Regions from separate parts of the Homo sapiens genome. Here all the other regions are linked to region 2. The links are chromatin contacts, found by Hi-C or POLR2A ChIA-PET in ENCODE. All regions are on one chromosome and are shown on one strand. Each heading gives the region's core, a stretch centred on a gene start or an enhancer-like site at or near the end of the contact. The rest is flanking DNA. Distances are from core to core; before and after follow the strand shown. Region 1 has its middle 43 kb from the start of MIR8071-1. Region 2 has its middle 6.3 kb from the start of MIR4539. Region 3 has its middle 33 kb from the start of TMEM121.

Evidence for each region. A loop is a pair of places that touch in the nucleus more often than their neighbours do. ChIA-PET counts read pairs that join two places held with the same protein, here RNA polymerase II (POLR2A). Pooled maps may share reads with other maps.
Region 1: a loop to region 2 is called in a map with no recorded cell type, with 4 times the contacts of the local background. The contact joins two enhancer-like sites. A Hi-C loop is called at or near these places in 1 of 168 maps with a recorded cell type or tissue (GM12878), 14 of 37 single-sample maps with no recorded cell type and 5 of 50 pooled maps. POLR2A ChIA-PET finds 5 or more read pairs at or near these places in 4 of 52 experiments (B cell, GM10248, OCI-LY7 and 1 more).
Region 3: a loop to region 2 is called in a map with no recorded cell type, with 5 times the contacts of the local background. The contact joins two enhancer-like sites. A Hi-C loop is called at or near these places in 3 of 37 single-sample maps with no recorded cell type and 2 of 50 pooled maps. POLR2A ChIA-PET finds 5 or more read pairs at or near these places in 1 of 52 experiments (activated B cell).

What each region holds. Positions count from the first base shown.
Region 1 is chr14:105,575,479-105,579,845 of GRCh38, reverse strand. No RefSeq gene overlaps it. Among named protein-coding and RNA genes, the nearest start is that of MIR8071-1, 43 kb to the left of the region's middle. Within about 2 kb of position 2,250, at least 4 of the 41 ENCODE cell types and tissues checked have a DNase peak (open chromatin) inside an H3K27ac peak, as active enhancers do; they include B cell and OCI-LY7, where a contact is called at or near this core.
Region 2 is chr14:105,849,245-105,853,257 of GRCh38, reverse strand. It overlaps IGH and IGHM. Among named protein-coding and RNA genes, the nearest start is that of MIR4539, 6.3 kb to the left of the region's middle. Within about 2 kb of position 1,382, at least 3 of the 41 ENCODE cell types and tissues checked have a DNase peak (open chromatin) inside an H3K27ac peak, as active enhancers do; they include B cell and OCI-LY7, where a contact is called at or near this core.
Region 3 is chr14:105,557,710-105,561,773 of GRCh38, reverse strand. No RefSeq gene overlaps it. Among named protein-coding and RNA genes, the nearest start is that of TMEM121, 33 kb to the right of the region's middle. Within about 2 kb of position 2,298, at least 2 of the 41 ENCODE cell types and tissues checked have a DNase peak (open chromatin) inside an H3K27ac peak, as active enhancers do.

The DNA of each region.
Region 1 (4,367 bases), core at 1,001-3,500, 270 kb after region 2:
ACAGTGAGGCCTCTGGCCAGGGAGGGGACCTTGGCTGGGCTCTGACTGAACCCAGGGCTCCTGGAGAAGGGGCCCCAGGCGGGGATGAGGATGTGGGCATCTGACTCCATCAACAATGGGGCTTCCAACACGCACAGCCTGGGCCTCGGAGACCTGGGCCCTGACCCGCCTCCCCCTGGCACTGGGCCGGGTGCCGTGTGTGGTCCCCAGTCCCCGCAGCACCTCCCCCACACTGGTCACGTTCCAGGGCCCCTCTGAAGCACCTGCTGTGAGGGGATGTGGGGAGGGGACAGGGACTTGGGCCTGAGCTGCCGGGTCGGGGGGGAGTCGGGGACCCAGGCTCAGCGTGTGGCTGCGGACCAGACAGATGGGGATGGAGGAGGACACGCCCTGTACCCACTGCCTGCCAAGGGGCTGGACCCACGCCCAGTCTAGGCCATGTCCCCCGAGGCCTGTGAACCTTCACTCTGAGCCACTAAAACATTCAGGAGCTTTGAAAGCAGCCCCCGTCCTTGTCACTATGCGATGACTCTGAGCATCACGCTGTCCCTGCTGGATCCACCCTCCAGCCCCAGCGAGGGAGGCTGGGCCCCGGGCAGCAGGTGGTGAGGGCAGCGGGCACAGCCACGCTACAGCACACACAGGGTCTCAGGGACGCGTCCACCACAGCCCGTGCACAGGCTCCTCACGGCACTGAGTTCACCCGGGGCGCGGGCCGTTTGTCCTCAGGAGTCCGGCTGTGCCCTCCGCCCCCAGCCCTGTCCTGCTGAGGCTGCAGCTGGGTCCCGGGGCACAGGGCGGCCCTGAGCACCTTGTCATGTTGGTCCCTGTCGGGTGGGCTGCTGGCTGTCTGTGGAGCTGGCAGAGCCGCGGTTCAGCCTTGGAGGCCGGTCCTGGGGCCCAGCAGCCGTGGGGAGCACTGCCCAGTCCCGTGCCCACAGGGAATCACCTGGGCTGAGGAAGGGCCCACACGCCGACGGGATCGGGGTCAGGCAGCGCACGCCTGGCACCGAGATCCCACGTCCCGAAGTGGGGACACGGCCCAGGGGCACTGTTCCGGGAGGGTCTCAAGATGGGGTCTCCTATTTCAATCTTCACTCCTTCTGCACCTGTTAGCTGGGAACCTTCTAGAAGGAGGGGTGTCCTCAATCATGGGGTGGTTGTGAGCTGAGCACAGATCATGCAGGAAGGTACATGGCTTCTCCTTCACCAGGAAAACAGTGCAGAGAGACAGAGACACAGAGACAGAGACAGAGTAACAGAGAAAGACAGACGAGAGAGAGACACAGAGACACAGACAGAGTAACAGAGAAAGAGAGACAGAGAGAGACAGAGACAGAGACAGAGTAACAGATAGAGTCACAGAGAGACAGAGAGAGAGACAGAGTAACAGAGAAAGACAGAGACAGAGACAGAGACAGAGTCACAGAGAGACAGAGACAGAGAGAGAAACAGAGACACAGAAAGAGACATGCAGACACAGAGACAGAGATGAGGAGTTACAGAGAGACAGAGAGATAGAGACAGAGATAGAGAGACAGAGACAGAGAGAAAGAAACAGATACAGAAAGAGACATTGACAGAGACAGAGAGAAAAACAAAGACACAGAGACAGACACACACAGAGACAGAAAAAGACAGAGATAAAGTTACAGAGAGACAGAGATACACAGAGACAGAGAGACAGATAAAGAGAGACAGAGATACAGACAGAGACAGAGAAAAACAGAGATAGAAACAGAGAGACAGAGATAAAGTTACAGAGAGAGAGAGCAAGACAGAGATAAAGAGAGACAGAGACAGAGTGAGAGAAACAGAAGCAGTAAGAGATAAAGAGAGTTACAGAGACAGAGATAGAGAGAGATCAAGAAAGAGAGACAGAGATAGAAAGATACACACAGAGAGATAGAGATACAGAGAGACAGAGATAGAGAGACATATAGAGAGACAGAGATAGAAAGATACACACAGAGAGACAGAGATACAAAGAGACAGATAGAGAGTCACTGTCACATTCATACCCACGCTCACACACTCACACTGAGCTTCCCTCAAGCCCTGTCACTTCCTATGGGGCCCACGGCATGTCCAAGCCTCTGGGCCACCAGCCTCATGGCTCACTGCTGTGTGCCCACCACACCCCGCCTCAGAGGTCCCCTCTGTGAGCTGGGCACGTGCCCTACACTCTGCTCATGGGTGGTCTGGGGAAACAGGGCCCACCCAAGGCCTGGCTCAGGAAAGGCCCCAAACACACATGGCCCAGCAGCAAACGGGCAGAGCTCAGCCTGCAGCTGGGAGCGGCGGAGCGGGTGCTGGGCCAGAGCCGGGGCCTGTCTGTGGGTGGGGGGCACGGCAGCACGGGCCCACCTGCACCCCCCAGGCCTGGCCCCCAAGGTCACTGGGCCACCACCCAGCCCTCGCCCTGTTCCCTGTCTGTGCTGACCGGGGCAGGGCTCTGAGCCTCGGGGAAACCCACAGACCCACATGGGATGGAGAGACAGAGATAGAGAGAGACAGGGAGAGACAGAGAGAGATAGAGAGACAGAGATAGAGACAGAGATACAGAGACACAGAGAAAGACAGAGAGAGATAGAGACAGAGAGATACAGAGAGACAGAGAAAGAGATAGAGAGACAGAGATAGAGACAGAAAGACAGAGATAGAGATAGAGATGAAAGACAGAGATACAGAGAGACAGAGAAAGACAGAGAGATAGACATGAGAGAGACAGAGATAGAGATACAGAGAGACAGAAAGAGAGATAGAGACAGAGCGATAGAGATAAGAGAAAGACAGAGACAAAGAGATACAGAGAGTGAGAGAGACAGAGAGAGAGATAAGAAGAGAGACTGAGATAGAGACAGAGAGACAGAGAAAGACAGAGTTAGAAAGGCAGAGAAAGACAGACAAAGAGAGATAGAGAGAGGAGAAGAGAAACAGAGACAGACAGCAACAGAAAGACAGAGAGGTATATACAGAGAGGAAGAGACAGAGACAGAGACAGACTCAGAAAGACAAAAAGAGACAGAGAAAGAAACAGGGAGAGAGAAAGACAGATATAAGGAGAGATAGAGAGAGGCAGAGCTACAGAGAGGAAGAGACACAGACAAACAGAGAGACATACAAAAACAGAGACACCAAATGACACAGACAGGCAGAGACAGACAGAGATGAAGAGACAGAGAGACAGAGACAGAGGCAGAGAGACAGAGAGACACACACAGGAAGAGACAGATGAGAGAGACAGATATAGACAGAGATACAGAAAGAGACAGAGAGAGACATACACAGGGACACGAACAGACAGACAGAGATACAGAGGCAGAGAGACAGAGATATAGACAGAGACATGGAAAGACAGAGAAGAGAGAGACACACACACAGGGACACAAAGAGGCTGAGATATAGACAGAGATACAGAAAGAGAAGCAGAGAGACAGAGAGAGACACACACAGGGACACGAAGAGACAGACAGAGAGACAGAGGCAAAGAAAGGGACACAGCAAAGGGACAGGCACAGAGGGAGGGATAGACGGGAAGAGAGACGGAGGGATAGAGACAGACACGGGGGAGAGATGGATGGAGAAAGGAGGCACAGACGGAGACACACAGAAAGAGAGAGAGGCCAAGACAGGCAAGATGGCGGGACAAAGCCCAGCAGACGGGCTTGACAGAGATGAGTCAGAGACACCGACAATGGGACAGAGACAGAGATTCGGGCAGGGAGATACCTTCAGAGAGGCAGAGAGACAGGGAGACAGAAGGGTGGCCAGAGACAGGGACAGCGGGAAAGATGGAGCTGGAGGCTCAGATGGAGACGGGTGTGACAGAGCTGGGAGCAGGGAGGCCACAGCCCACGCAGTCCGGGTGCTGCACCCACCACGGCCCCCAGGCCCGGAGACCCAGCCCCCATCACCATGTAACCTCAGGCCATGTCCCTGGCCCTGCTGAGCCTCAGTGTTCTCTCTGTACAGTGGGGACCACCAGGCCATGAGGGTGGGGGAGGTGCGGGCCTGCACCAGACAGGCCTTGTACCAATCGGGCTGCCTGTGCCCAGGCCACCAGGGCCACCTCCGCTCAGCCTCCTTGGGGCTTCTGGGGTGGGGGTTGGCTGGGGGCCCTGCCAGCGTTGGCTCCCCTGCCCTTCCTGCCAACCTGGGGGCTGCCCCTGGGTCCTGGTCCCAAAGATGGCAACAAGTTCAGAACCACTGAATTCAATAAAGTTGACGTTTGCAGGGTGGTCCCAGTGTCAGTAACCCAAGTGGGCCTGTCCTGGGGGAGGGGGCGGGTGTCCCCGAATCTGGAGGCCTGAGCCAGCCTGGCCACGCTGTGGTGGGGGGGTGTCCCCGAATCTGGAGGCCTGAGC
Region 2 (4,013 bases), core at 133-2,632:
GCTCCTGATGAAGGCAGCAGATAGCCCCCACACCCACCGGTGAGCAGAACCAGAGCCTGTGCCATGTGCTGAGAGCAGGCAGTGACTAAGCATATGGGCCCAGAGGGCAGAGTGGCTGCCCTGGGCAGCTGCTCCTCTTAGCAGGAGGCCTCAGGAGATGAGCTAGAGCAAGTCTGCCCCTGCAAATACCACCTGCTCCCCAACCCACAGCAGGGAGCAGGCGAGGTCAGACAGCAGCAGCCCGGGAAGGACCGAGCCCCAGCAGGGAAGGCAGGGCCCGAGTGAGGTCTCCACACCCAACGCACAGTGCTGTCTCTAACTGGGGCCACCTCCGAGTCCCCGCCACACTCTTGGCCCTTTGGAGTCCTGGGCTCCAGGTGTCTCCCAAGGGCCCATCTGTGCAGGGGATGCAACCCCCCGAATGTCCTCATCCCACTGTGGAGCTCAGGTCTCTGTCTGCTCCCTGGGTCCTGGCAGGGTAGGACAAGTCCGCCAGGATGTCCCCATGCAGACTCTGCTCCAAGAGGGAGCTGGAGAGTCAGGGCCTTGGTGAGGGAGTCAGGATCGGGTTCCCCCCAGCTCAGTCCTCCCACCTGCCAGCCCCCACAGCACAGGGCAGGGCCACACCCCCTGCTTCCCCCTCCAGGAGAGTCAGGACATGCTGGCCGCTGCTCCGCTGGGGCCCCGCCCTCCAGCCCCCACCTTGGTCTGTGTGCTGCATCCCCCACGCTCTCTCTGCCACCCCAGGACTCTGAGGAAAAGACCTCAGAGTCCCAGCCCTGCCCAGTCTCGGCCTGTGCCCCCGCTGCATCAGGCTTTCAGGGGCCCAGCCCATGCCCTGGGCAGTGCCCGAGCCCCCCTGCACTTGCTCTCCCCACCCCTGGGTGCAGCACAGCCTAGGGGCCAAGGGTGGGCCTAGAGGATGGGCCCCGGGGGGGCTTTGCTGGGTGCCACCCCAGCCTGACCCTATTCCCCCGTGCTGTGTCTCCTGCAGAGGGGGAGGTGAGCGCCGACGAGGAGGGCTTTGAGAACCTGTGGGCCACCGCCTCCACCTTCATCGTCCTCTTCCTCCTGAGCCTCTTCTACAGTACCACCGTCACCTTGTTCAAGGTAGCACGGCTGTGGCACAGGGAGGAGGGTGCAGGGCGAGTGTGGGGCCCAGGGAGCAGCCTGGGCTGGACGTCTAGCCCGGAGGCCCCCACACCACCCCACTGGGTCATCTCTGCCCCGGCTCCCTTCCCGACCACGGGGAAAGCATTTCACACTGTCTCTGTTGCCTGTAGGTGAAATGATCCCAACAGAAGAACATCGGAGACCAGAGAGAGGAACTCAAAGGGGCGCTGCCTCCGGGTCTGGGGTCCTGGCCTGCGTGGCCTGTTGGCACGTGTTTCTCTTCCCCGCCCGGCCTCCAGTTGTGTGCTCTCACACAGGCTTCCTTCTCGACCGGCAGGGGCTGGCTGGCTTGCAGGCCACGAGGTGGGCTCTACCCCACACTGCTTTGCTGTGTATACGCTTGTTGCCCTGAAATAAATATGCACATTTTATCCATGAAACTGCTTTCTGGTGAGGGTTTTTGTTTCTTTTTCAAAACTTTCCTGCTACATGGGCATCTCAAGGGGGACCCCAGTTCCAAAGGGAGCTGTGGAAAAGAGCGCTGGGTCAGCCAGCGCAGGGGGTTTCGAGGAAAGCCACGTGCCCAGGAAAGGGGCCGCAGAAGCAGGTGGGCCAGACTCAGACTCGGGGCATGCCCAGCCTGATGGAAGGAAGGGGACTGAGCAGGAGAGGGTTCCAGGCCTGGTCCTCCAAGCACAGCCTGAATTGAGAGACTGGGGCTCAGGCCTCGGGGGCCTCTGTGTGTGCTCCACATGCCTACAACTGCCCGGGTCACCTTGCCACCCTTCCCAGCAAGCCCAGACAGTTCTTGGCCTTGCCCCAAACCTTCATGATGTGTGGTGCACGCCACCGGGATCCAGGAGGTGCAGGCTGAGCCCTCGAGAGCATGTGGGCCTCACCGGGATCCAGGAGGTGCAGGCTGAGCCCTCGAGAGCATGTGGGCCTGTCTGCACAGTGTGGGGGCCTTGCACTCCACAGGAGCACAGGGGTGGGGTAGCAGTCGCGCCCGTGGCAGGGGAGTGGAAGTTGGAGCAAAAGTTTCAGGTGAACGAGTGTCTTAGTCTAATTGGGCAGCTATCACAAAACACTATCGGCTGCAAAGCTTGAGCAACAGACATTTGCCTCCCACAGCGCTGGAGGCTGAAAGTCTAAGATCAAGGCGCCGGCAACTTCAACGTCTGGCGAGGGCCAATTCCCAGCTCAGAGACGCGCCTCCTCACTGCATCCTCGCGCAGCCGAAGATGGTGAAGGAGCTCTCAGGGTCTCTGTCATACAGGCACTAAGCCCGTCACGAGGGTCTCTCTCATACAGGCACTAAGCCCGTCACGAGGGTCTCTCTCATACAGGCACTAAGCCCGTCACGAGGGTCTCTCTCATACAGGCACTAAGCCCGTCACGAGGGTCTCTCTCATACAGGCACTAAGCCCGTCACGAGGGTCTCTCTCATACAGGCACTAAGCCCGTCACGAGGGTCTCTCTCATACAGGCACTAAGCCCGTCACGAGGGTCTCTCTCATACAGGCACTAAGCCCGTCACGAGGGTCTCTCTCATACAGGCACTAAGCCCGTCACGAGGGTCTCTCTCATACAGGCACTAAGCCCGTCACGAGGTCCTCATCATTGCCCAGATGCTAGGGCTCCCAGTGCCATCCCCTTGTGGATGAGGATGGGGGGCGTGACCATGTCGTCCTTAGAAGCCGTTAGGGAATGCATAGTGGGGAGGACAAGTCTCTGCCATCACCCTGAAGATGGGCAGGTGGTGGCCAGGCTTGGGGCAGTGCCGAAAAATGACTCCCCAGGTAGGTGGGAGCAGGATCAAAGAGCAGGGGATTTTTTCAGAGATGGCAGCCAAGCCAAAGTTGGGGGCTCATGCCAGGAGGCTCACTTGGCCATGGTGCAGTCACCCAGGGGTGACCCACAGTCCATGGCAAAGTCAAGGACAGCAGTGGCTGTGAGACCAGGGTGGAGGCAGGTGGCTGGGGGGAGAGGACCAGGCTGGAAGGACTGGGCAGACCCCAAGGCCATAGAAGTGTCCTAGAGGAAGCATCCAGGATGGCGTCTTGGGAGGGCTCATAAGCTGGGGGCCCAGAAGGAGGACATTTCAGGTTCTGAGGAGCAGCCTGGCACTTGCTCTGAGCCAGCTGTCATGGGTATCTGGGGGCTGCTGGGTACAAGTTGTGTCCCTCCCACTAAATGTGCTCTCCACATGGACCCGGCCCGCCCTTCTGTCCCTGCTGGATCCCTGAGCTGGCACCAGCCCTGCCCTCAGAGACAATGTCCAGGAGACAGGTGGAGGTGCACGTGTGGGTCCCTGGGGAAATCCATCCTCCAACCGTGGGCTCCGAGTCGCCTCCCAGCCTCTCGCTCCAGCTTCACCCCATGTAGCTCATCACAGGCTCAACCTCCCAGCCTGGGGGAGGATGGAGTGAGGAGCCCCACACTGCCCAGGGCACACCCAGGGGGCTGGGGAGTCTGCACTGGGCTGGGGCAGGGAGGCCTCGTGCAGCCTGTGGGGCTGGCAGCTCAGGACAACACTCGTATCCGTTAACTGTGGCCCTGGCAACACTGCACCCCAGACTGCGTGGCTTAAACAACAGACGTTTATTCCGTCCTGGTTCTGGAGGCCGGGCATCTGGGATGGAGGCCTTGGCGGGGCTGGCTCCTCTGTGTCACGGGAGACTCTGTTCCAGGCTCTCTCCCTGCTGCTGGGCTTTGCCGGCCGTCTCTGGTGCTCTTGGCTTATGGAAGCAGCACCATCTTCACAGGGCGTTCTCCACACGTGCTGTCTGTGCCCAGATTCCCCCTTTTCATGAGGACAGCAGTCATATTGGATCAGAGGCTTGCCCTACTCCAGGGTGACCTCATCTGAACTTGATTGCAGCTGCAAAGACTGTTTCCAG
Region 3 (4,064 bases), core at 1,049-3,548, 290 kb after region 2:
TGGGGAGGCGCTGGAACCGCAGGGCGCGGGCCTGGGGGGCCCACACGCCACCTCGAGGGACCGCACCTGGGGACCACAGACGCAGGCCCACTCGGGCTCTGGAGGGCCCTCCTGGGGCTGCCTGGCCACGCTCTCTCTCTCCTGGTCCCAGATCCCCTCCACGGCCCCTCCCCACCCGTCCATCCAGAAGTTGCCCAGGGCTGGTCAGAAGGGGCCACATGACACCCCCAGGACAGGCTGGAAGTGGAGGGATCGTGGTCCCGCAGTTCAACTCCCACCCGGCACTCCCCACTCAACATCACTTAGGACAGTTATATTGTTTCGGGTTCTTTTTTTTCTGTATTAAAAGCATTAACTTCCAATACTGCTTTTATAAAACACACATGCACTGTGGTGAGGACGTTTTGTTAAAATGAAAGGGACAAGCCGGGGCTGGACGGGGAAGCCCCCTGGTGGGGGGACACGGGAGGGGAACCCTGCACTCACAGAAAAGCCCCTCCATTCTTTGCACGTTTCAAATGTTGTATTTTCAAATATAATTAAGCGACGTGGGAGGAAGGGCACCGCGTGCTAGGCAGGAGCAGCCCCCTCCTGGGAGGGAGATGGCAGACAGGGGACAGGGTGGGGGACAGGGTGGGGGACAGGGTGGGGGACAGTGACCAGGTGAGGAAAGATGCGGGTCAGGGACTGGGGGTGCAAATGGGGAGGTGGTGGGGGACGAAGCCCCTCCAAACCTGACGCCCCGCCGCTTCCCGAGCCCGGGGTTCAGGGCTTCCTGTTTTCCTGTGTGATTATGAGCTCCTGCTCCTGCCCTCGCCCCACGCGCGAGTCTCCCCTGGAAGGATGTGCAAGCTTTTCACAAGCACCACAGACTCTTACAACCCGGGACCACCTGGGACCCCAGGCGGTCAGGACCAGGGCCACCCCACACGGCAGGCACCAGCGCTCCTGACCTGGGCTGCAGAACAGCCTGTGGTCAGGCAGGGGCTCCCACTGGCCCCTGTCCTCGGCAGGCCCTTCCCCAGGAGCAGCGTCCGGGAGCTCAATACAGGCTTGGGGGCTGCCCGTCCACCTGGGGAGGATCTTTGCAGGGCCCTTTCTTTCTCACTAAACAGCTTGCCTGTAGAAAGGAGAATTCGAAGGGATTTAAATCCAGTATTTTTACTGGTTTTCCCCGGGGCTAGCCAGGGTGTCTGCCCCACCTGCTGGTGGAAACGAAGTTCCCACTCTGGCCTTCTCCGTTAGGGCTTTATTTCATGGAGGTTGCATATGCCCGCCTCCCTGCAATGCGATGGTGAGGCCAGGGACTGCGGATGGGGCAAGGCCTGGAAGGGTGTGACTGTCTGTGAGGTGGGGATGGGCCTGCAGAGGGACGTCCGGGAATACACGGAGGCGTCTCGCACCGACACCGGGGTTCACTGTGACGGGAGGGGCTAGAGACCATCTGAGTGGGCTGGAATGGGGGTTGTCGCACACCCCTCGGGGGTGGATGTGGGTGCCCAGCAAGAGAAGCAGACCCGGCCCCACAGGAGGCTGCAGATGGAAGCTTCAGAGGCGGCTCCGGGGCTGCCACAAACCCCGCCCCTCCACGTGCCTCCCTGTCCCGGGAGCCGCCCCTCTGACCCCCAGGCCCTTCCCCGGACGTCCCAGCTGCTCCACAGCCCAGGCTTCTCCCCTCCTGCCCCCATGGAACCCCCACCCTGGGCTGTCTGGGCCTGCCTAGCCGGCCGTGTGGGGTCCCCCAGGCCCGTGGCCCAAGCACCCATCTCCGTGTCCAGCGCCCAGCGCACTCGGACGTTTCACACGCGGGCCTCTGGGGAGGACCCCCAGGCACCGCCAGCCCAACCCCGGCGGCCGGAAACTGGACCCGCTGCGGCAGCCGCTGAGGCTCTGCTGCCCCCGTGTGGCCGACAGCAGCATCGAACGCCGCCGACCACGCGGCGCTTCCCGGGCTCGGGGCAGGGGCAGGGGCACGGGCAGGGGCACGGGCAGGGGCAGGGGCAGGGGCAGGGGCAGGGGCAGGGGCGCTCTCGGGGCCGGATCCCGGCTCTGCCTTGGGCTCAGGGCTGGGGCCCGGTCCGTGTCCAGCACTGTGATCCCCTCCCCTCCCCAGCGCCTGCCGCGGAGATGGCTGTGGCATCCGCGAACAGGCGTCAGCTTGTGGGGCTCTGTGGTCTGGGATCCCAGCCTCTGCCAAAGTCCTGCATTCCCTGGGTGTGGGGACGCTGTGACCTGGGGACGCTGTGACCTGGGGACGCTGTGGCCTGGGGGCCTTGCAGGGCTGCACCTGGGGCAGATGGGGAAGCTGGCCTGGGCTCCTCGGTGGGGCCCCGCGCCCCCCACTTCTGCCGGCAGCATCCGATGCTCCCTGACCCTGGTCAGGACCCTTCCTCCTGGCGTGGCCCAGTGTCCCCGCAGAAGCCCCAGAACGCGGCCTGCCCGGGAGCCGGCTCGGGCCTGGGGCCTGCGGGTCTTCACTATGGTCGCGAATGGACCCACGGGATGCTGCATGAGGCGCACGAGCTTGAGGCACCAGCCTCCGGCCACTGTCCCTGGAGGACAAGGGACGCGGCTCCGGAGCAGAGGGTCCTCCCCTGGGGATGCCCTCCCGGCGGCTGGGTGTGGGGCTGGGGGCTGTGCCCGGAAGTGGGTGGGTGGGAGAAGCCTCCTGAGCACAGAGGACAGCAGCCAGGCCCAGGCCCAGGCCCTGCAGGCCCCCAGGGGCTCCAGAGCCCCAGAGAGGAGGAAGGCCTCCGTGTGCTCACAATCAGCTCACACCCCGGGGAGGAACCTCAGAGGGTCGGGACAAGGAAAGGAAGGCCCCGGCCCAACATCGGGGTCTGGGCGCTGGTGGGACAGGGCAGGCTCAGCCTTGGGGCCGGTCAGGGCCCTGTTGGGGTTCGGGTCCCCCTGCCAGGTCCGCGTCTGCAGCCACAGCCCCTCAACCCCAGCAGGGACCCCAGAGACCGGCTCGGGACCCCCTGGTGGCCGTCTTGTGCCACTGCAGTTCTGCTGCTGAGAGGTTCCCGGGGTTCCCGGGGTTCCCGGGGTCCCTGGCCCGGCAGCCTCCTGGGCTCCCAGGCAGGCGCGCTCTGCCGTCCGCTCATGCGGGGACAGCGGACCTCAGAGGCAAGCCTCAAAGACGCGCCCAGATCAGGATCCCAGGAACCCAGCTCACATACAAATCAGAAAAGCCCTAAAGAAGCAGAAACAAGAATCAGTGAAACAAGAAACTATAGAATAAGAACCCAAACAAAAGCAAAATGTCGGCGTTATCAGACATAGAATATGCAATGTGTGCTTAAGAGGGTTTTTTTGTTTGTTTTGTTTTGAGATGGAGTCTCGCTCTGTCGCCCAGGCTGGAGTACAGTGGTGCGATCTCGGCTCACTGCAACCTCCGCCTCCCGAGTTCAAGCGATTCTCCTGCCTCAGCCTCCTGAATAGCTGGGACTACAGGTGCCCGCCACCACGCCCGACTAATTTTTTTGGATTTTTAGTAGACACGGGGTTTCACCGTGTTAGCCAGGATGGTCTCGATCTCCTGACCTCATGATCTTCCTGCCTCAGCCTCCCAAAGTGCTGGGATTACAGCGTGGCCACCACGCTCGGCCAAGAGATTTTTTAAACTTACTTACAGAAGCTATTCAAATATTACTGCAAAATGGGAAATTACTGCACATTGCATTTTGAAATGACCTGAGAGTTTTACGAAGAACTTCTAGAACTGAAAACCGTAATAGATGAGGCTAAAATAAGAATGGATGGGACAGGCAGCGCAGAGGACACGCAGGAGCAGGAGCTGGTAACACCGAAGAAAGAGCAGGAGACGCCACCCAGCCCGAGCGCAGCCCCGCGGAGGCTGGACCGAGGCTCCCACAAGGGCTTCTTCTGCCCAAAGGAGAAACAGAGTCGGGGGAGGCAGTGGCTGGGAATTTTCCAAAATCGCTGAATAACAGGATGTGTCAGGATCAAGGCCAAGTCCCAAGCAGGATAAATAAAAGCAAACCGCGTCCACACCTTGACGCTTGCCGATGGAACTGCCAACACCAGAGACAAAGAGACTT